Linked DNA regions of Homo sapiens: region 2 is linked to region 1. The links are chromatin loops, found by intact Hi-C in ENCODE. Cell type or tissue: PC-9. All regions are shown on one strand. Links, peaks and the distances in the headings refer to the core of each region. The heading gives the core; the rest is flanking DNA.

Region 1 (10,500 bases), core at 3,311-5,810:
CCCCTTTTCTGAATAAATCTTGTATAATGAGTTTTAATCCTTGAAGGCCCTGCTTTAATTTATGTTGGGCCACATTAACTATTTTAAATGAAAAGGAAGAGGTGGGTCCATGGGGTCCCATTTTGTCAACCTGATTGTTAAGTGCCAAAGACTTAAATGAATTTTAATGTATTAGTCATTGGATCAGAGAGTCCATGCCCATTATAGGACATTTTAGAATAATGGGTGCTATGACTACAGGGAATTTAGGCAAGGCAATAGTTCAGATGGTTAAGGCGAGGCATACCTGTTTCTCCTGTCATATTTAGTAACTTCCCTAAGATTACAAAGGGTACCTTGTCTTAATTTAGTGGGATCACTGGTATAACTGTAATTTGAGCCCCAGGATTAAGAAAATGACATTTTCCCAATTGGTACATTTCAGCAGATGTTGAACTTAATTCAAAACTCATGTTGTAGAGGCGCAAAAGCCATTCGGCACCCTTTCATGTTTTTGTTGTATAAATTCTTTCAGTAAATTTTGGATTCCCGGCTGGGCGCGGTGGCTCACGCCTGTAACCCCAACACTTTGGGAGGCCGAGGTGGGTGGATCACCTGAGGCCAGGAGTTTGAGACCAGCCTGGTCAACATGGCAAACCTCCATCTCTACTAAAAATACAAACATTAGCTGGGCGCGGTGGCTCCCGCCTGTAGTCCCAGCAACTTCGGAGGCTGAGGCAGGAGAATTGCTTGAACCCGGGAGGCGGAGGTTGCAGTGAGCCAAGATTGTGCCACTGCACTCCAGCCTAGGTGACAGAGCGAGACGCTGTCTCAAAAACCAAAAAATTATTTTGGATTTCTACTTGGGTCATCCCCAACTGTGGACCTTGGTTTTTTGTTTTCTCCCCCTGTATCCAGGTATCTGGAGGGAGGTGGTTACTCACTGTGGTTTGAGGCAGGTCCCCTCCATCTTTGCCATATTTGTAAGCTTCATCCTTCAGAGGGTCTCACATTAGCATGGTCAGGGCGCGCCTCCTCCAGGGCAGTGGTTACCTTGTTGGCTAAGGGACACAGACTTCACGGGGGCAGAGCAGCCCTGTTGCGTGTTGATAAGTTGTGGCACTCAGCTGACCCCAGAATCTTTGTTGGTCCATTTTACAGCTGTCCAATAGGGCCAGGGTATCCTCTAACCCCTTAGGAGGGGCTGAGATAAAGCATTCAGGCCTTTTTCACAGGAGTCTGTCCATGGGATGTCATGGATGTCTTTTTCTTATAACCCTGGGGATCAGGGTCTTTGGTGTGAGAGAGGCACAGGTAGCAGCAGCAGCAGCAGGTGGCACTTGGAAAGCCATCACCTTTTAGGGGTGTGGACCTCAGCAGGCCACATGGTGACAGCTCCTGCACCCCATGAGTGACCATCATTGGGTGGAAATACTGCACAAGGTGTTACTAGTTCCCCTGAGTGCTCTGCAGATTCGGGTCCAATGTCTGGTTGAGACTCACAGCCAAAGGCCCCACAGTAAGAGTTGCTCCGCTGAGCCCAGCATCAGCCATAGCTTATGCTGGAACCACACAATTCAGTGAGACACACAGATAGGGCCATGCCAAGGTCCATGACCCAGAGCCACGTTAAAGAGGGCTCCAATCCCATACTTCTGTCCCTAAACACCAATTACTGAAACTTCCAGCTTGCCCTGGTAAAATCTGTAACAGACGCTCAGAGGACTTGGCCAATCAGCACAAAGCAGCACAGCTCCAAACACAAACGAATCAGCGGGCAGAGGCGCAGAGGGCAGGTCGCCAGCAGGCAGCAGAGCCAGTTCACAAGCCAAAGCGAGGGAAGAGAGACCCCTGCCATCACGGTCACTGCCCACATGCCCTGCTTGCTGTGCCAACTGTTGGGGTCCATTGTGCCTCTGTGGGATGACCACATGTGTTGGGGTATCGAAGAGTGTGTGTCATGACATCTGCAATGGGCATTTAAAAGTTGCAACCTTGGCCAGGCGCGGTGGCTCACGCCTGTAATCCCAGCACTTTAGGAGGCCGAGGTGGGTGGATCACCTGATATCATGAGTTTGAGACCAGCCTGGCCAACATGGTGAAACCCTGTCTCTACTAAAAATACAAAAATTAGGTGGGCATGGTGGTCGGTGCCTGTAATCCCAGCTACTCGGGAGGCTGAGGCAGAAGAAGCACTTGAACCCGGGAGGCGGAGTTTGCAGTGAGCCGAGATTGCACCACTGTACTCCAGCATGGGGCATAAAGCGAGATTCTGTCTTTAAAAAAAAAAAAATATTGCATCCTTAAGGCTTTAGGCAGGGGAGGGATGAGGCTGAAGAGGGCCAGAGAAAACCCTCTCAGGCGCTGCAGTGGGGCAGAGGGGATGGAAGTAGGAAGCGCATAGGGAGAGAAGATGAGTTTGGCTAACCATCTTCATAGTCCAAGGAGATTGAGAAGCTCTTGCTCTGTGGTGGTGCGGGGGAAAGGCAGCAGAGGAGAAGGGCTGAGAGCAAGACTCACTCACTCACGATTGGGAGCAGCACAGCGCCTACTGGCTCAAAAAAAGGCCAGCCATGGTGGCTCACACCTGTAATCCCAGCACTTTGGAAGGCTGAGGCAGGAGTTCCCAGTGCTGGGTGAGCCCAGGAGTTCAAGACCAGCCTGGGCAAGATGGCAAGACCCCAACTCCACAAAAAATGTAAAAATTAGCCAGGGATGGTGGCTTGCCTGCAGTCCCAGCTACTCTAGAGGCTGAAGTGAGAGGATTGCTTGAGCCCAGGAGATCGAGGCTACAGTGAGCTGAGATCATGCCACTGCACTCCAGCCTGGGCAACAGAGTGAGACCCTGTCTCAAAAAGAAAAGAAAGAAAAAACCCACAAAAAACCTTGGCTTGGGGCCAGGCATGGTGGCTCACACTTGTAATCCCAGCACTTTGGGAGGCTGAGGTGGGCAGATAACGAGGTCAGGTTTTCATGACCAGCCTGACCAATACGGTGAAACCCCGTCTCTATTAAAAATACAAAAATTAGCCGGGCCTGGTGGCAGGCGCCTGTAATCCCAGCTACTTGAAAGGCTGAGGCAGGAGAATTGCTTGAACCCAGGAGGCGGAGGTTGCAGTGAGCCAAGATCATGCCATCGTACTCCAGCCTGGGCGACAGAGTGAGACTCCGACTCAAAACAAAACAAAACAAAACATGGCTTGGACCTAAATTATGTCCCACTGAATTGTGTGTCTTTGTTGCAGCATAAGCTATGACTGATGCTAGGCTTGGGGGAGCAACTCTTACTGTGTGGCGTTTGGTGTGGGTCTCAACCAGACGTCGGCCCCAGATCTATAGAGCCCTCAGGGAGGGAACTAATTACTACTCAGACTACTTGAGTTCAAGAAGCAACTGGGCCCATTATTTAACCCCTGTGTGCCTCAGTTTCCTTACCTGTAACATGAGGGTGTATCAGTTTGCTAGGGCTGCCAGAACACAGTACAACAGAATGGACTGCTTAAACAACAGAAATGTATCTACTCACAGTTCTGGAGGCTGGGAGTCTGAGCTCAAGGTGTCTCAGGGCTGGTTTGTTGGAGGCCTTTCTCCTTGGCCGATAGGCGGCCACCTTCTCCCTGTGTCCTCACAGGATCTTCCCTCTGTCTGTGTCTGTGTCCAAATTTCCTCTTCTTAGAAGTACACCAGTCATATTGTATTAGGGCCCATCCTAGCAGCCTCATCTTAATTACCTCTCCAAAGACCCTATCTTCCAATACAGTCACATTCTGAGGGACTGGGGTCAGGACTCCAATACATGAATTTGGAGGGGGACATAAATCAGCCCCTAACTGGAGGATAATATCAGAATTTATTCCTTCGCAAACTTGTAGAGTTGATTGAATTAAGACACGTAAAGTGCTTAGAACACTAATAGAAAATGCTTTTTACTACTACTATTATTGTTATTTAGAGACAGCATCTTGCTCTGTCACCCAGGCTAGAGTGCAGTGGCATGACCATAGCTCACTGCAGCTTCGAACTCATGTCCTCAAGCGATCCTCCTGCTTGGTCTCCTGAGTCGCTAAGATTGCAGGCGTGCACCACCAAACCCAGCCTGTTTGTTTTCTTCCTTTCTCTCTCTCTCTCTCTCTCTCTCATTCTTTCTGATAGAGTCTTGCTCTGTCACCCAGTCTGGAGTACAGTGGCGTGATCACAGCTCACTGCAACCTCCGCCTCCCTCAAGTGATTCTCCTGTTTCAGCCTCCTGAGTAGCTGGGATGACAGGCACGTGCCACCATGCCCAGCTAAATTTTGTATTTTTAGTAGAAACGGGGTTTCACCATGTTGGCCAGGCTGGTCTCGAACTCCTGACCTCAAGTGATCCACTGCCTTGGCCTCCCAAAGTGCTGGGATTACAGGCATGAGCTACTGCGCCTGGCACCCAGCCTGCTTTCTATTGTTTAAGATGCAGAAATGACGTATGAAAGCGGGGCAGCCACTTTACAGGTTTCCCCAAGCTCCTGCCTCCCCTGAAATTTGGCTCCTTTGAGTCCTAATGGTTCTCGGACCCCATGCCCTCAGAAGCCTTCCCTACTTGCTTCAGGCGCCTCCCTTCTGAGGTCACAGCTCTGAGGCCAGGATCCTCTGTAACCGCCTTCTCCCCACGAGGCAGCCTGATTGCGTGGCCCCTTGAAAGCAATTAAGCCTGTGGTTTTCAAACTGTGGTCTCCAGACCATCAGCATCACCTGGAAACTCGTTAGAAAGGCACATTCTTGGGCCCACCCCATACCTCTGTGTTAATAAACCCTCCCGCTGATTCTAATGCGTGCTCCAGGCTGAACAAGAAGGTCCTCAGTGAAGGAATCAATTCTGCCGAACTACCGCTTGGGGACAGCACAGGACCACAAGGTAACCATGGCTGATGAAAAGCACCCGCAAATTGCAAAAGCCTCTCACTGCCCTTCCGGCCTCCAGTGTTGCTGTAAGCCCCCTTCAGTTCTCCCCACATACCCTGCATGACCTCTGGAAACCTCATACCTGATGGTGTCACTGGTTCAGAATTCTTCAGCAGCTCCCTAGGACATGAAAGGTCCTTCATTTGCTGAGCAGTATCTCCTGCCAGGTGCATCTTGCACGGGCTCCTCTCTCTCTGTCTCTGTACGTTCCCTGGGGTCGGACCCACCTGGGTTCGAATTTCAGCCCTGCCATTTACCGTCTGGGCGTGATGTGGGCAAGATACATCATTTTGAGCCCCTCATCTATGAAATGGGAGCAGTTAATAAGACTTTTCTCATGGGGCGGTTATGAGAGTCGGAGACCTCATGTATAAAGAGATTTTAGCCTAGGATCATGCAAACAGTAGGTGCCTGATATGCAGCAACTCTGCTTCCCCATCTGCACTGCCAAGTGCAAGAGGCAGTTGCCCACAGGCCCATCTCCGTGCCGGGTGTAGTAGGTGCTGTCTGAGTCCCACCAATCCTCTGACTTCGTGGCTTCCATCTGCCAGAACCTGTGTGTCTTTGCCTGGGGCTTTCTCTGGCTGCTGGTATCCACTGTGGTACCAGGGCCATAAATCTCTGTAAATTGGGGATGATAATAATGCCTACCTCATGGCACTGTTGGGAGGCCTTGTTAGTACCCTGCGTAGAAGGGGGCCTCAGATGTTGGGGTGCTGTTGGGGTGCTGTCTCTGTAACTCGCCTACCCACAGGAGTAGCCGTATCAGGAATACTGGGCAGTAGATGAAAGACGTGGGCCTGGCTCACATGGTGGCTCTCTGCTCTGCCACCCAGGCCGGCACCTGAGACGCCTGAATTGATGTCATAGGATGTAAGAGGACACCAGGAGCCTGGGGCTGCCAGTAACCCTGGCACCTTGGCAGGGCAGTGAGTTCTTCATAGCCTCTGAGAACCTGGACCATCTCAAGCTGGGGACCTGGAGGTGACTCAGCCCCTCAGCCTGCAGCCTGCAGGGCCAGAGGGACCTGCACTTTCCTGGGTGGGTGGGTGAGGGGCATAGACCTTGTCCAAAGTCACTGTCATCAGGACCCCACTCTTTCTTGTGGTTGCTTCCTGGGGGTTTCTCTGCCCTTTATCTTCATGTTCTGTGTGGGGCTAATCTGGCCCTTGGATGCAGTAGGCATTTATCTATGTGACTTGATGTAAGGGGCTCCAAAAATGCCCCCCGCCCAACCAGCCTAAATATCTCCCTGCCAGACTGTCATACTGTCTGTGCATGAAACCCCTGGCTTCAGCATTGCCCTCTCCCATTTCCTCGTATTGAAATAGGTGGCAAGCTGCAGTCAGGACTGGCAAAGAGCCCTGTGCAAAATGAAAATGGAGGGCTCCTCGTCCAAAAGTTAGGAAGAATTTCAAGGCAACAACAGAAGAGAATTCAACTAAGCACGGGGCCCTGCACTGCTGCACAGGCTGTGCACTCTTGAAGCCAGCTCTGCCTGCAGCCTGAGCTCTTAGCGAGACAGGATCACCTCCTTTCCTTGCACCAGTGAGGAGCCCTGGAGCTGCCCAGATCAAGGACACAAAGACAAAACGAGCCTCTTTACTCAGCTCAGGACAATTGTTGTTTTCGGAGATGGGTGAAGCTCAGGGCCCTCTGTCCAGCTGGCCTAACTTCAGGGCCTCCTGAAATTCCTCTGGGTTCTCCAGGCCCCTGGAGTCCTGGCAGTTGATGGGGCATTTTCTGCCTATGGCCTGGCTGGCCCTGAGCTTGTCCTTACTCTATTGCAGTGTTTGCCTTGCCTGCTGAGGGACTCGCTCTGGCATGTGGGCCTGATCCTGAGGGGTCCTTTTCCTGTTTCCTGAACAACCACCAGATCTTTGGATTTAGCTCCTAGCAGCCCCAGGAGCACCCCCAGACAGACTTCCCGTGCTTGGGGCTGTTCTAGGCTCTCCAGATCCACTGTCTTCTCCATCGCCCTGTGCCCCACAAGGCTGAGCTGGGTGGCTGCCTCTGTGGGCTACCTGTGCTTTTGCTTCTGGTTGGGTATGACCAATGGAAGAGAGGGAGGAGTGAGAGAGGTGGGCATTTACCCGCCAGCTCCCTCCTGGGGCTGCTGTAGCCTGGCTGTGTCCCTGCCCCAGGTGCCAGCTGCTTGTCAGGCAGCTCTCCCCGCTCAGCCCTTTCTGCCTCTGGGTTCTAACCCTCCCCGCTAGCAGCTCCCTCCCCTTGGACTGCCAGGCCTTGGGTGGTCACAGATTCCAGCTGTCACTACTGTTCCCTCCCTTGAGATCTCCCAATACCCTGACCATCCTTTGTGAATGGTTCCTTTATTAAACTCTCCCAGAATTATCCGAATTTGAATTTGTAACTATTTCCTTCCGGGTCCCTGACTGGTAGAAAGATCTTTGCTCTATGTTGTACCCCTGATCTATCTTTGTAGCCCTCAATCCCTTGGGACAGCCAGGTCAGGGACCAGATGTCCAGGAACTCAGGCCAGAGCCCACTCCCAATCTCCTTGGAGAACACCACAGAAGAAGTGGGGACCCTCCCCCAGGCCCCCCAAACACACCCACCGGGTACTCCATCCTCAGGGAATTGGGCACCAGGGGCCTACACATTGTGTCTTTTTCTCCTTCAGCTTCGGGGCTTGATGGAGGTAAGACAGTCAGCCAGAGAGGCTCATCCCCACACAGGCCCCCGGTGACCAGGTAACTAGGTAACCAGACAAGTATACAATTAGACAACTAGGCAACCAGATAACCAGACGACAGGCAACCAAACAACTAGATAACCAGGCAACCAGGCAAGCCGACAAGTAGGCAGCATTCTCTGAGGGGGACATCCGCTGGCTCTGCTGGTCAACCTTCCCTCTATCTTTTCCTGGCAGCAGATTTTCCCTTAGGGAGCTTGTCCTCCTTCCCTACTCAGGGGAGGCACCTGTGACCTCTGCCTAAGCCAGTCAGCCAGTCAGGCTTACCCAAAGCTGATTCTGGAACTTGACTAACCTAGAAGAGGCTGTTTCTTGCTGGACCTGCAGAGAGGAAGTGAGGTCTGAAGCTGTGCCACCCTTTTAAATCTAAGACAGGAGCCAACCTGAAAGAGGCAAGGCTGGGAGATGGGGAGACATCATTTGAGCCTTGATTGAACCATTCCTGAAGCTGCTGCCTTGGCGCCTTTAAGTTTTATGAACCAGTGAATTCTCTTTTTGCTGAAGCCACTTCACGCAGTGTTCCTTTCTTTGCAAAAGGAAGAACCCTGGCTGGGATGAGAGTCCCTGAAACTTTGCTCCACTGACCTGCTGCTAGGAGTGAGGCCCCTCCCTGCTTGTGATAGTCTTCCTGGAGCACCACCCAGGGCATTGGTCAGGAGGCTTGGGCTCAAATCTGGGACTGCTTTTAATGAGTTGTGTCAATGGACATGTCCCTTCAGCTCTCGGGGCCTTGGGCTTCTCACAAATAGCCATGCCTTTCTGCCCTACTTTAGCTGTGAATGGGGCTGAATGTTAGTACCATTTCCTGGGAGCCGTTGGTGTGGTATGGAGGTCAGGAACATGGCTGACTCAAATCTGGCTTTCAGAGTCTGATAACCAATTGCTCCAGGGTGTGTAGCCAGGGCTTTCCTGCTGCTCTCTTCTTCATTTGGGGAAGTCTCTGGCTCCCAGCCAGGGTCAGAGCCCAATGCTGTGGCAGCTAAGCCTTCTTCTCCATTCCTGGCTTGCTCACGGGAGGCACCTGTGACCTCCACCTAAGCCAATCAGCCAGTTAGGCTTACCCAAAACTAATTCTGGAACTTGACTAACCTAGAAAAGGCTGTTTCTTGCTGGACCTGCAGAGAGGAAGTGAGGTCTGGAGCTGCGCCACCCTTTCAAATCTGGGACAGGAGCCAACCTGAAAGAGGCAAGGCTGGGAGATGGAGAGACATTATTTGAGCCTCGATCGAACCATTCCTGAAGCTGCTGCCTTGGAGCCTTTAAGTTTTATGAACCAATGAATTCCCTTTTTGCTTAAGCCAGTTCTTTATTTCTTTGGGCCCTATCTCTGCCTCAAATCAGTGTACAGGAGGCTTCAGCACATCATTTTAACAATGATTTTATCAGGAAATTCCCATCTGTGCTCATAACTCAGCCTTTAATTGGTGGAAATTACCGGTCCCATATGCTTAGAGCTGTGGTTTTCAAAATGTGAGCTCCAGACCAACAGAACCAGCAATTACTTGGGAACTGGTTAGAAATGCAAATTTTCGGGCCGCATTCTATACCTGCTGAATCAGAAACTCTCGGGGTGCCCCCAGCAATGTGTGGTTTAAGAAGTCTGCCGGGTGATTCTGATTCTCACTCAAGTGTGCGAACCACCTGCTTGGAGCTTTTGCTGGTTCAAAAGGTGCACATAGAGGATGATCTGGCACTGCCTGGATCTCCTTTGGCTGCAGATGGGCTGTTCCCCAGCAGCAGCGAATGAGTATTTGCTGCTAACGGCTTCCAGCTGTTCCTTCTCCCTGCACTAAATCTGCCTTCCACGGGCCATGGCCAGTGCCTGATGGGCATGGGGGTATACCAGGCTGGTCTCTTTGTCCAGTGGACCAGAGAGGGACACTCCAATGTGAATTACTTTCTAGCCCCTCTGTGAATTAGGCCAGAGCTAGACTTTAAATGCTCAAGTCACTGCTTCTTCCAAACGCCTAGCTGTTTTTGGGACCACAGGTGTGAGTTACCGTACAACACCCTGGTGAAAAAAAAAGTCACTTGGCTTTGCAAAATTAAAATAAGCGTGCTTGATTGCTTGATTATCCTCCTCTGCAGGCTGGTTTTAAAGTCAACCAGGAGAGCCTCTGACTGTCATCTGGTTTGCAGGTCCTGGTGGCCATCAGCTGTGATTGGGTCATTCTCCTCTTTGTATCAAAGAATCAACACTTCCACCCCTTGGCCCAGACCTCACAGGGACATGTTTCATGGTAGCCTAAGAGATACAAAAAACTTGTCAACTGCTTTCTTCCTCTGACTGCCCTTCCTGAGAAGGGAGAAGGGAAAAATATTTACTTTTTGTTCTCAATTATCAAAGAGAAAGGCAAGATGCCAGTTACTTTCCCAGTTAATTTCTGAGGGGTAACAGAAAGTTTGGCGAGTGTGTTTGTGTGACTGTGTGTTTGTGTGTGTGGCTGTATGTTGGGTGTTGGGGTGTGTTTGCTTGTTTGTATGTGTTTGTGTGTCTGAGTGTGTGCAGATGGATGTGGAAGTGTGTTTGTGTGTTTGTGTGTGTGTAGATGGATGTGGAAGTGTGTGTGTCTGTGTGTGTGCAGATGGATGTGGAAGTGTGTGTGTCTGTGTGTGTGCAGATGGATGTGGAAGTGTGTTTGTATGTCTGTGTGTGTGTGTACAGATGGATGTGGAAGTGTGTTTGCACGTGTGAGCCTGGGGCTTGGGTTCTGTGACAGCCACAGCAATGGGGCCAGAGCCCCATCACTCCCCAGAAGATGTCAGCCCCTCCCTCAGTGCCAGGCCTCACAGCTGACACAGCATTCAGCTGCTATCTCTTGGAGCCTGCTGGGGGCACAGATGGTGTCACTCAACAGGACGGTGGGATA
Region 2 (5,807 bases), core at 1-2,500, 330 kb before region 1:
AGATCCCAGGAGACATTCCTAGAAACACAAACACCTTCACAATCACAAAGAAACACATGCACACAAGACCCCCCCAAATACAAGACTAAACATGTCAACACATATGAACACACACATGCTCAGACTCCCAGAAGACATAGAACACATAGCAATGAGTGAGCACATACAGAAATGCATAAATACATATGCAGACACATATCTTAATCATTAATGTCCCTGGAGGGAGTTAGAGGCACCCCCCCCAACATGCACACAGGATAGAACATGTAGACATACATATATGGACACACATCGTTCACACACAGATGCAAATAGAAAACAAGCACACACATCTAAAATTTGAAGTCCCAGGAGGCAGATTCCTCCCCACTCCCACAAGCACACAAACACAAAGAGTTTGCACAGAGACCCGTTACACACGAACATACAGGACAGAACATGCAGACACACAAGGGCACACACCTCCATCGCTAAAGTCCCGGGAGAGGTTTCGCTTGGGCCGGGACAGAGGGATGTTGTCTACCCACAGGTACAGCTGGTGCAGCGCCTCCTCGTCCACGCTGCTCGCCATTGGCGTCCTCACGGCCTGGCCGCCCCAGCGGTGCCGGGTCCCGCCCCAGCCTCACGACCCTTCAGGCGCTTCCTTTCTCGCCACTGCAGAAGCCCATAACTGCCTCTGCCTGCCTAATCCAGAGACTCACGTCCCAGCTGGGAGCGGCCATATTGTTTTCTGAAACCATGGAAACCATTCCCGACTCTCCTGGGTACAAAGACTTCTGGGAGTTGTAGTTTTATCCCCTCCCCGCTACCTCCTCTCAGGCCCGAGCTTTGAAAAGGCGGTTAGCTGCCCTTGTCTTCTTCCCAAGAAAGCATCACTTCTGTGCCCACGCCACCTAGTGACCAGCCACTCATCCATTTTGGGACCAGCCAAAGCCAACCAGGACCCCAGAATTCCTGCATCTGCACCCCTAGGGTGGGGATCCCCCTTCTTGGCCCTTCAGCCCTTTAGTCCCAAGTGAAGGGAGCACTCCAGTGTTGGTCAGCTTTATTTGGGGGTGCGTTGTTGATAATCTGCCACCCAAATGGATTGCGTGATACAACTGCTTCCTGCTTCGTCCCTCTCCAAAAACTCTATGCTCATGGGGCCATTGCCACTCGCCCTTCCCAGCAGTGTTCTAGTGGGGTATTTAATAGGTAACCCAGACTCCCAGGGAGAACACCAGAGTTCAAGGCCAGTACCTTGGCAGGTCATTTAACTTCTTAACTCTATTTCCTCCTTTGTGAAATGACGATGGTTCTCACTTATTTGTCCCAAACCCCTCATCACCCGTCAATGAGCTATTCTTCCATGGATTAGAAATTCATTTCAGGCAGGGCACAGTGGCTCATGCCTGTAATCCCAGCACTTTGGGAGGCCGAGGCGGGCAGATCACCTGAGGTCAGGAGTTCGAGACCAGCCTGGCCAACATGGCTTTCGCCCCGTCTCTACTGAAAATACAAAAAAAAGTTAGCCATGTGTGGTGGTGGATGCCTGTAATCCCAGCCACTGAGGAGGCTGAGGCAAGAGAATCGCTTGAACCCGGGAGTCAAAGGTTGGTGAGCCAAGATCATGCTATTGCACTCCAGCCTAGGCGACAGAGCGGGACTCCATCTCAAAAAAAAAAAAAAAAGAAAGAAAAGAAAAGAAAGAAACAAATTCATTGCAGTACCCATAAGGGGGTTAGGAATATGGGTCCCTCCTTAGTGAAGAGGTACTTCTAGAGTCAGGATGAGAAGAGAGTTTGACTAACGGCATGGCCTTGGGCACCTGACCGGACCGCTGCCTGGTTTCTCATGGCTTTACCTACCTTATAGGGGCTTTGTGAGCATCTAAAGCATTTAGCACAGAGCAGGGGCCCTATTAGTATCAGCTGGTACTATCATTAATGAGACAGTCTCAGTTCCAGCAAGAACTGTTCTTTTTCGCAGGAGACAAATGGAAGTAATTCGTCTTGTTGGAACCTGCGGTGAGGTAGCTGGGTTAAACAGGAGCACCTGGGCAAGCAGGCAATGCTCCTCCTGCTCACTCGAGAGCAGGTGGGGCTTCCTTGTGGCCTTCTGGTCTCCAACTCCAGGGCTCGGATTTCGGGAGGGAAGGTGGTGGCAAGGGGGATCCCAACTACTTTTTGTTGTCACTTCAAAGCCCTCAAGGCCTGGAGGGGATTCCTGAATGCCAGAAGTAGAGGCCAAGAGTGGAAGTCACCCCCATTTCTTGTTTTAAAGTCATATATAGTGGTCTTGATTTTCCATAAGGGGCCATAACCAGGGCAGGCCAGGGACAAGAGATGAACTGGATACTCCCCCATTAACATTCCCAGTGTTGGAGAGGAGAAACTTGGTGGTAAAGGTGGGCCGGGGATGGGAAGGAAACACAGAAGTGATGTGCCAGCCTCAGGTGAGGTGGGAAAACCGGTTTGGGGCCCAGAGCTGCCAGCCATGCTCAAGCCCAGGCCCTCCCTTGGTTGGAACTGCTGGGGCCTGAGGGCCTCAGTGAGGAGGGGTAGGGAGGGAGGGGCTGGCTCTGAAAGGAAAAAGGGTAGGATCAGCAAAGGGACCTGACCTCACCTTTGTACTGGGGGCCCCCTGGAAGGCACTGCACAGGGAGTTACCAACCATCCTCTGCCTCTTGGGGGTGCAACCTGTTCCTAGCAATTTCACCTTCCTCCTGCCACTGTGCCTAGAGGTGGCCACCAGGCTTGGATATGCCAATCACTGAAAGGCCTAAAGGGCTCCCTCTTAAGGCACCAAAGGTAAACCAAAGGGTGACCTATATGCCCCTCCAAACTCCAATCTGGACCCCAGAAGCTGCCCCAACACTCCTTTCTTTCTGTCCTGACCCCACTCCTGCAAAGGCCTTCAAACCAGCCTCGGTAGGCCTAGTCCCCACGTGCATATTGATTTGCCCCCAGAGACTGATGGCTCCCTCCTGCCCCAGCCAAGTGACCCCAAGCTTGAGGTCTCCTCCTGCCCCTCTTCCGGTCAGGGCAACCCTCTCAACACTTGCCTCCATGTCCCACCAGAGCAAGGACCAAAGAGAGCCAGGACGAATAAGTCCCCCAAGACAGACGCAAGCCCAGACCATGAAGGATGCACCCTTGGCTGTTAAAACGTTCACCCCCACAAAAGGGGAGTGGACAGATTTATTGAAATCAAACTGGGAAAGGAGCAGCTGGACGGCTGGACTCTGGGCCCAGCCCCAGGCCCCTCTGCCCAGGATGGGGCCCTGCCAGAGAGGGAGGAGAGGCATGGGGCCTGCAGCTGCCCACAAGGAAGCGCCCTTGGTTACTTCCACGGTGGGGGGCCTCTTGGAAACCTCCAATCTGGAAAGAAAACCAAGGGCCAAAGTCACATGGACAGGGCCAGAGAAAGGGACTGGGGAGGTGGAAAGCAGGCAGAAGCAGGCTCAGGAGCCCGCAGTGAGTTAAACTGTGCTTCTCAAGGCGGCCTGGGGGGTGGGGGTGGGGGCTGCCAGCCTTGCAGGGGGCCTAGGCTGGACCTTCTTCTGGAGCCCTTCCCAGAATGGCTTTGGGGTCCCCCCACCAAAGACCTGACGTGGATGGCAGAGGGGAGAGGCACTCTCCGGCCGGGAACCTCCAGGGCCCATCCCTGGCTGCTGCTGTGGTTAGTCCACTGAGGGCACGGTGTGGTAGCACCGGACAGCTCCCCACCCGCCCCACCTGGTCCCCTGAGCCCAGGGCCAAATGGGGAGGAAAGAGGATTCTGAGAAAGAGGCAATAAGCAGGCAGTGAGGCTGACCTCAGCCCCGGGCCCGGCCGAGGTGACCGGGCCTGTTGCAGGACCAGGGGAAGCATTACTAAAGGATCTGGGGCTCTGCACTCTGGCTCCATGCACAGCGGGTGCCCAGAGAGTCCTCTGCCCTGGGGTGGTGCTGCCAATCTAGGTTGGGGGCACAGCTAGGTCCAGTGACTCAGCTTTGATGTCCAAGACCTCGAACTCCCGCCTGCCTGGCGTGGTTCTTCCTGGTCACATGAACCAGATCGTGTTCCAAGTGGAGGATGTGGCTCTGCACGCGGTCATCAATGGGGAAGGAGGTCAGGTACCTCTTGACCATGGCAAAGTAAGCCATGGCCTCCCCAAAGCTGGGTACAGGCACCTCATCACCATCCTCCTCATCATCATCGTCGTCTTCATCTTCATCATCCTCTTCCTCATCGTCCTCTTCCTCACTGTCTGAATCAGAGTCCTCCCCACCTTCCAGGAAATGCAGAGTAGGGCACTGGGCTTCCTCCTGGGCACCATAAGCCCCGAAGCTGCCACCGGCCTCCACTACTCCCTGGGCCCAGTCCTCAGCCTCCAAGCCCTCCGAGGAGCTCTCCTCATCTTCCTCCTCTTCTTCATCACTATCAACATCACCCTCCTCCTCCACCTCCTCTTCCTCCCCCAATTCCTCTCCTTCCCCCCCTTCCTCCTCCTCCTCCTCCCCTTCCTCCTCCTCTTCCTCTCCTTCACCCTCTTCCTCCTCCTCTTCTTCCTCCTCCTCCTCCTCTTCCTCTCCCTCACTCTTGAGGGAAGTGGTGATGGTGGCATTAGGGCCACCCCCAAAGCCAGCCTCACGAAAGCAGGCGGCTATGTCCGAAGGCTCCACTGCCTGCCAGGCGGCAGCCACAAAGTGCAGGGCCTCCGTGAGACCCAGCTGCAGGCCTGAGGGATCCTGGCCCTCTAGCGCGGCCATGGCCTTGAGCAGCATGGCCTGGCGGTAGTGGCCCTTCACCTGCTGGACCACTCCCCTCTCCAGCGGATGCACGGTGCCGGGAGGGAAGAAGGCCAGCTGCACATGCCGCAGGCCCGAGGTGTCCAAGGACTGGGCAGCCAAGCGGCCGGCCAACAGCAGGACCCGGCGAGACTCTGCAGCCATTCGGGTGTCCAAGGCCTTCAAGTACTTGGCCAGGGCCTGGGTGGTGACACCACCCTTGGAGTTGGCGGTGTAGTCGCAGGGCAGGCCGGCTTGGCCTGCGCGGGGCTTGGCCGACTTGCCGGCCACCAGCGGGGGCAGCTTCTCGCTGCCGTCGGCATTGGCGCATAGCAGGACGCTCAGGCGCTGGGTGGCTTGACGCGGCCGTCCGTCGCCTCCGCACAGCCCCGCGGCCTGGTCGGGCAGGAAGTCGTACCATAGACTGGTCTCGGTGGCGCTGAACACGTCCTGCGAGGCGTAGCCCTCGGCCACCGACGGCGGCTGCTCCTCCCGAGCGCGCCAACCAGTAGTGCTCCCGCCACTGCCCTCCGAGGGCACCGCGGCCGGACTGGCAGGCGCCGCCGGGGTGCGGGGGGCAGCGTTTCGCGCGCGGGCGCGGGCCACGCCGCTGCAGGACACCACGCCGTGGCGCCGGCGGAAGCGGTCCAGCCAGCCGTTGGAGGCGGTGAAGTCGTCCATGCCCAGCTCCTCGGCTATGCGCAGCGCCTTCTCCTTGAGGATGATGCCCTTGACCGGCAGGCCGGCGGCGCGGATCTGCTGGAACCAGGCGATGAGCAAGCCCTCGAGCTTGTCGTAGGGAGACAGCTTGTTGGTCTTGCGGCAGGTGGAGGCCACCCCGTACTTGCGCTCCGACGCCAGGATGGCGCGCTTGTTCTTCAGGATCGTGCTCAGCGTGGACGGCGGGATGTTGAAGCGCCGCGCGATCTCGCCCTTGCGCAGGTCCGGATTCTCCTCCACCTCCTGGATGATCCGTGACTTCTCCCGGAACGTCAGCTGTCGCCTCTTGGGGCCCATCCCGGCGCGCCCCCCGCCCCGGGGCCCGGCGCCGCCGCCG

The links. Hi-C counts contacts between places; a loop is a spot of excess contacts. Peaks named below come from ENCODE experiments on the same cell type or tissue, not always from the same donor. Only the 100,000 strongest peaks of a DNase experiment are listed, where the experiment ranks them.
Region 2: it touches region 1 in a loop (3-fold over the local background); 2 of 110 quality-filtered maps call a loop at or near these places.

Annotation. Positions count from the first base shown.
Region 1 is chr20:4,103,964-4,114,463 of GRCh38, forward strand. No RefSeq gene overlaps it. Among named protein-coding and RNA genes, the nearest start is that of SMOX, 40 kb to the right of the region's middle. RefSeq lists enhancers at 4,896-5,448, 5,449-6,000, 6,334-6,898. In PC-9, for the core only: a CTCF peak has its summit at 4,858; a DNase peak (open chromatin) is centred at 4,858; H3K27ac peaks cover 891 bases.
Region 2 is chr20:3,780,717-3,786,523 of GRCh38, forward strand. It overlaps SPEF1 (sperm flagellar 1), which reads right to left and starts at 732. Exons shown (of 7, transcript NM_015417.5): 1 at 463-732. The coding sequence starts at 571. It overlaps CENPB (centromere protein B), which reads right to left. Exons shown (of 1, transcript NM_001810.6): 1 at 3,135-5,807. The coding sequence starts at 5,767. The coding sequence ends at 3,968. RefSeq lists enhancers at 626-920, 882-1,031, 4,720-5,430, 5,396-5,535, 5,431-5,807. In PC-9, for the core only: CTCF peaks have their summits at 944 (motif pointing left) and 1,144; a DNase peak (open chromatin) is centred at 785; H3K4me3 peaks cover 769 bases.